2 separate regions of the Homo sapiens genome follow, and region 1 is linked to region 2. The links are chromatin loops, found by intact Hi-C in ENCODE. Cell type or tissue: ovary. All regions are shown on one strand. Each heading gives the region's core, and the rest is flanking DNA. Links, peaks and the distances in the headings are about the cores only.

Region 1 (2,918 bases), core at 129-2,628, 60 kb after region 2:
TATCATCATATCTCCTGAGCATAGCAGTGTTTGGCACAGAAAAGGTACTCAGTAGGCTTTGTTGAATTGAATTAAATGAATTGAATTGCAGGTTAAAGAAAAAAAAATTTCAAGTTCTTTGTAGAAAGTAAGAATTGTAGCTTCTAAAGTGAGATGGGGAAGGGTCAGATCTAGAATGTAGAGGCGTGAAAGATCACCTGTGCGGGGAATGACAAGTTATTCAGTCTTGCTGGTATGAACGATGTGCATGGGTGGGAGGAGAGAAAGGTAGGGAGGAAACAGAGCCTCAGGGGCTATGGACCCCCACTAAATTATTTTGAATATATCCTATGAGATCTGGAGAAGCATAAAACAATTTTAAACTGTAAGCAGCTTGATGCTATTTTGTTTATAGACAGAACACTGGCAGTAAAAATTAGGATAGTTGGAGCAGATTGAGACTAGAGGCAGGGATTTAATAATCAAGACCCTGGTCCTTGGAGGGTTGGAAGGATAATGTTTAACAGACCCGATGTAAACATGCAAATGTGCCTGCATCTCTAGTACCATCCTAGTGCTACCCAAAGATGTTTAATGATTTTCCCAGAGTTTTGAGAGCCCATTGGGTTATGTCTGAAAAAACAAAAATGGGCCTCTCCTCCAAAGACATGAGAAATTTATTTTGTGTTAAAATAACATAAATATATGTAAGAATATGGGGGTGGCCATTTTGGCAAAATGCATTTCCCATCAGCCTACTTGATTTCACTTCCTGCCTTTCATGAAATATACGTATATAGAAAGCATGAGACTCCCCACTGGGCTCTACATTTATGCGCATCTGCCGTCCAATTTACAGCTTGCAAAGGAGGTGTTAATTAGTTGGCAGAAGCACCTGAACAGGGAGTACTGGGTTGACTGAGGGGGTGGGAAGGTCTCTGGCATTTCCTTATTCACATAGGCGGAAAAAAAGAAGAAAGGAAACTCACATTGCTGTCCAAAATGGCAACCTCCAAGCCAAGGCAAGTGGTGCAATTATGGCAGGTCCACTTTTCTCTAAAAAGAGAGTCTATTTCTGGAGTCATGTGATTAATATCAGAGGCTCATAATAATTTACTTTAAGTTTTATCTTTATATCCTACTCTCTGCATTGTAAAGATCTTTCAGAGAAACATAGGTAAGATTTTTGCTATTGAATAGAGTAAAATGAACACTGCAGAAGGAATAAGACTAATTTCCACAGGAGGAAAAGCAGAGGATATGTCTTACAAGAGAAAGGGCAGTGATCCAGAGCCAGGAGAGTCTAGGAGGTGGAGGGTGGAGAGGGGAAGTCACAAATCCAGGTGGAGCTCAAAGAACTTTTCATTCGTGGTCAATAAAAATGTTGGCTGAGTTAAAGGAGGTGGTTCCAAGCAACCATTTGTTGGGGGTGGTGGGAGGAAAGCAAGGCTAAATGAAGATCAAATCCAGCTTTCTTCAATTTGTATATCAACAAAATTCATCTCATCTCTGTAGCTCCAAACCAACAAACAGTTGATGAGACAAAATGAAGAAAGAATTACAGGATGTGATCTGGTAAAATATTTTCATTTTAGAGCTGGCACAACTGAGAGGCAGAGAAGGGAAGTAACCTCCCCAAGGATACTGATGGGGGAATCATGCATATACACCTTGGGTTCCTGACTTTCTGCTCATTATTACTCTTGCCAACACATGTTTTTCCAAAGGTCTTTGAAACATTCCTGGGGACGGTACTCTCCCCTTAAATGTGATCCAACCTAGCAACTCTTAACAGCACTGAACTGTACGGTATTGTTGTGGAAAGAGCAGCAGGGCCAAAGCAAAAAGACATGTCTAGAAAAAAGATATGGGCAAACAAAAAGCTTGAATCACATAGTTATTTATGTCTCTAGTGACCATCAAGAGGAAATCAATCAAAAAGTTGGTGAAATAGAAACTTGCAGTTGGTTAATAAATATTGCATGCACCAATGGGGCAGAAGACATTGTGTTAAAAATTCAGAGGTGCTCAGATTATATATATAAAGAATACAGGGAGAGTGCTTACTTTCTACTTTGGAAAATGCCACCGAACCTTCATAAAATACAGCTTGCACTGAAGCAATGCAAAAAGGAAAAAGCAACATAAATTGAGCTTTTAGCACACTCAGCAAGCACTCTTTCAGGCTGCCAAAGTACAAGGTACCTGAACAAAGAGAAAAGAAATACTTTTTATCCAATCCCAGGATGGCTGCCCCTAGCTCCTGATGAAGTTGAGGTGTCCAAACAGAGAAAGCAAACAGAGTAGAGGAAATTCAGTGAGGCAAACAAACGAGCGTCCGGCCTTTCTAGGAGATCAGAGGGCTCCAAGCTCTGCTGCTTCCTTTAGCAAATGCTAATGAGCCCACGAGAAGACAAAACACAATGTGTTTTCTGAACACACATCCCAGACAGAAAGGAATTCTTGAAGTATGTAATGAGGAGCAATTAGCGAGGACTAGAGAGGAGCAGGGATAGGATGTATAACTGGATGATCGAGTTACACTTCCCCTAAGAATTGTGGGAGGTGGCCTGCTTAGGGCTTTTCTGAACTGAGCCTGTGCTCACAAGCTTGAGGATAGACACTGGAAAATCAAAGGAGATTTTCTTACTCAAGTTTACCAAATATTTTCTCTGCTCATTGTTTTAAGCCCCCAGTTCTCAGGCCAGTCTGATGGTAGATTTTCAGTAATATTTACCAATGAGGACACGTAATGAAATGAAGTGATAAAGGAGATACACACATTTCCTGTCCCTAAACTCACCCTCTGTACAAGTTGTGAAGGTTTTGGCAGAGGTAGGGCAGGCAGCCTTTAGTTAAAAATAAAGCCTTTCTAGTTGTTTTGTACTAGTTCCACATAGCCTGTAAAACCCAGAAAAGGGAAACCAGAGTGGCGTTTT
Region 2 (2,918 bases), core at 203-2,702:
CATTCTTGGCAAAAGCAAATGCATTGTTCAAAGAGAATAGGATTAGAGAGGCTCATAATAAAGACTTGTAACAACACTTCTTGGACCTCAGATATATCTTACAAAACAAACAAAATGTTTGTGAGCTAAGTGTAAATGATTCAGAAACATACGGATCAAATTTCCCCTTAAATGCAAATAGATTTTAAAAATTAGCAGAAAAAGGGCTTGGCAAAAGATGTACTTTGAATTTCACCAAACATAGTGTATTTGAAATGCAGCTTAGAAATCTTGAGAAACCCAAACTGTGAGTAGGTTTTCCCTTTATTGTACTTGTTTATTCCCTCTGTATCTCAGTTGAGAACTCAGTGGTTAAATGGCAGTGGGGAGGGAGAGAGGGTAGAGAAAAATCCTGAAAGATTTTTTTTTAAAAGGCTTGTTGTCACGCTCTTGTATAGCCAGAATGGGAGGTGAGAATTTGGCTTTGGAGAGTTTGTCTTTGTTCCTGCTGTTTTATGTCCCTCATGTTTCCTTTTATAATTGTTTTCTCAGGTTTGCACCTTCTGCTCCATCTCCTCACCACATCAGCCCCCGGAGAGTTCCAGCTCCTTCTTCAATACTGCAAAGAACACAGCCTCCCTATACCCAGCAGCCATCAGGTTCACACCTGAAGTCCTATCAGCCAGAAACAAACTCTTCTTTTCAACCAAATGGTATCCATGTCCATGGTAAGCAAGAAGCTGGCAGTCCCTTGAGTTTTGAAAAGTGACATTGTGCTGTTGCTTTTCATCTTAGTTACCTGTCGTGGATTTCAGATGCTCTGTTCTACACCAGGCTTAGGCTTTCATGACTTGCCTCTAAAATTTCACACTTGATAGGCATGAAATCCTATGGTATTTTCCTGACTTTGGCCTGATGATGGTATGATTTATGACACATCGCACTGGTCAGCTCAAGTTGCTGGTTTTTTCATTGGCCAGGGCTCTAACACCAGCAATAGCATCCTGTTTCTAAACAATAGACAGCCCATGGAGAAAGAAATGACAGGAGTTCTTGTGCCCAAGCATGCCTCTGCTCTGCTAGGTTTTTGCTCTCATTCTCATAGGTCCACATCCTCTCCGTCCTTCAAGGCGCAGGTGGAATGACACCTCCTCTCTGAAGCCCTTCCTGATCCCCCAGCTGATGTCATCTCTCCAGGCTCTAAACTCTGATTTTATATCGCCTGTCTTTCTCTGGTAGTATTTATGCTTCCTCTACCTTGTGTTTTACTTATCTGTGAATAAAACATACTTTCACTATTAATGTGCAGACTTCTTTGTGAGCATTTTCTGACCCATCAGAAAATTATATCTTTTAGGGAACTTAACACAGCTCTTCACAAGTGGCAAAGAGACAGATACTTGTTAGGTGAATGGAGGATGAAAAGGAGAAAAGGAAAGCAAGAGAAATGGTAATGATTGTCTAAATGTGCAGATCTTGTGTTTAATGGGGAATATGCATAGAGAACTAAGTCTTAGTTTCTTTTCTTTATTTAGACTCATTTTGCCATTTCAGGCACGTATCTTAGTGAGCATCCATAGAAAGTTGAATTGCCAAGTCATATAGATTTGAACTGTCACAGGCTTTTACTTCCTAGGGCAATCAGATCTGTATAAGCAGAAGAGATACTGTCCTTTTAGGCTGAATGTTTCAACTTCTGAAAAATACTACTGTCCTCTACCTGCCTCTTGCTGATGCCTGAATTTTCTCTGTATGAGTTATACTTGAAATTAATGGGTGATGTTCCCAAACAAACAAATCTAAATCAATATGCAAATTGAGTGTGAATAATTTTCTAAGATGGCAGAATCAACTAGTACTATGGAGCTAGGCTTGGATAAGAACATCAAAGTAGGCTGGGCATGGTGGCTCACGCCTGTAATCCCAGCACTTTGGGAGGCCGAGGCGGGTGGATCATGAGGTTAGGAGGTCGAGACCATCCTGGCTAACATGGTAAAACCCCATCTCTACTAAAAATACAAAAAAAAAAAAAATTAGCCAGGCGTGACGGCGGGCGCTTGTAGTCCCAGCTACTTGGGAGGCTGAGGCAGGAGAATAGCATGAACCCGGGAGGCGGAACTGGCAGTGAGCCAAGATCGCGTCACTGTACTCCAGCCAGGGTGACAGAGCGAGACTCTGTCTCAAAAAAAAAAAGAACATCAACGTAAAGGCCTGAACAGCAAAGACGAGGTGATATTAAAACAGCAGCCAGCTGTAGGAAGGAAGAGACCTTGAAAAACCAGAGCTATTGGTTCTGGCTCAAAGTTCCGTCCATCTCATCTCCCCACTTCCCCAGTGTAGCCACACAAACCCTCATCAGAATTTGTACTTGTACCATTCTGCAGGCCCATGGTCATTTTTACCTTCTGCTGGCTATACATTGTTTCTCAAGCTTTAGTTATGTATTTATTCAACCAAGAAATACTTCTTGAGTACCTACTGTGCACAAGACAAGGCATCAAGGCATGCAAAAGACAGTCAAATTGAGCCCTCTTCCCTCTGAGGAGGGCCTGCCAGTCCAGTCGAGGAGTTTATCTACTCTGAAAGAGAACCAGGTCCCCTGTGCCATGAAGCCATCCTCACCACTCCAGGCAGTAGATGCACAGCCTGAGTGTGGGCTATGTGAAGTGTAGAGTAGGCCATTGATTCTAAGACACAAATTCTTCACCTTCACATTTTAACATCGCTGAAATCTGGACATAGCTCACAGTGGCATCATATAATTGGCAGTGATTTTTCTTTCTGGTGCTATCTAGAGTAATGGAGCATTTCACAGTTGATGGTGTCAAAGTTCCAAGAAAATGCAGTATAACACATTTTGATTACAACTGTGAAACACATTTTTAAAAATTTGAAAATTGACCTATGTGTAGAAGAAAAATTGGAAGGAAGTTCTCCAA

The links. Peaks named below come from ENCODE experiments on the same cell type or tissue, not always from the same donor. Only the 100,000 strongest peaks of a DNase experiment are listed, where the experiment ranks them.
Region 1: it touches region 2 in a loop (5-fold over the local background); 1 of 110 quality-filtered maps calls a loop at or near these places.

What each region holds. Positions count from the first base shown.
Region 1 is chr9:3,793,697-3,796,614 of GRCh38, reverse strand. The region is part of intron 2 of LOC105375962 (a long non-coding RNA gene); the gene reads right to left. Among named protein-coding and RNA genes, the nearest start is that of GLIS3-AS1, 100 kb to the left of the region's middle. In ovary, for the core only: no CTCF peak of the experiment used is centred there; no DNase peak of the experiment used is centred there; H3K4me3 peaks cover 292 bases; H3K27ac peaks cover 586 bases.
Region 2 is chr9:3,853,798-3,856,715 of GRCh38, reverse strand. GLIS3 (GLIS family zinc finger 3) reads left to right here. Exons shown (of 11, transcript NM_001042413.2): 9 at 532-707. Among named protein-coding and RNA genes, the nearest start is that of GLIS3-AS1, 43 kb to the left of the region's middle. In ovary, for the core only: no CTCF peak of the experiment used is centred there; no DNase peak of the experiment used is centred there.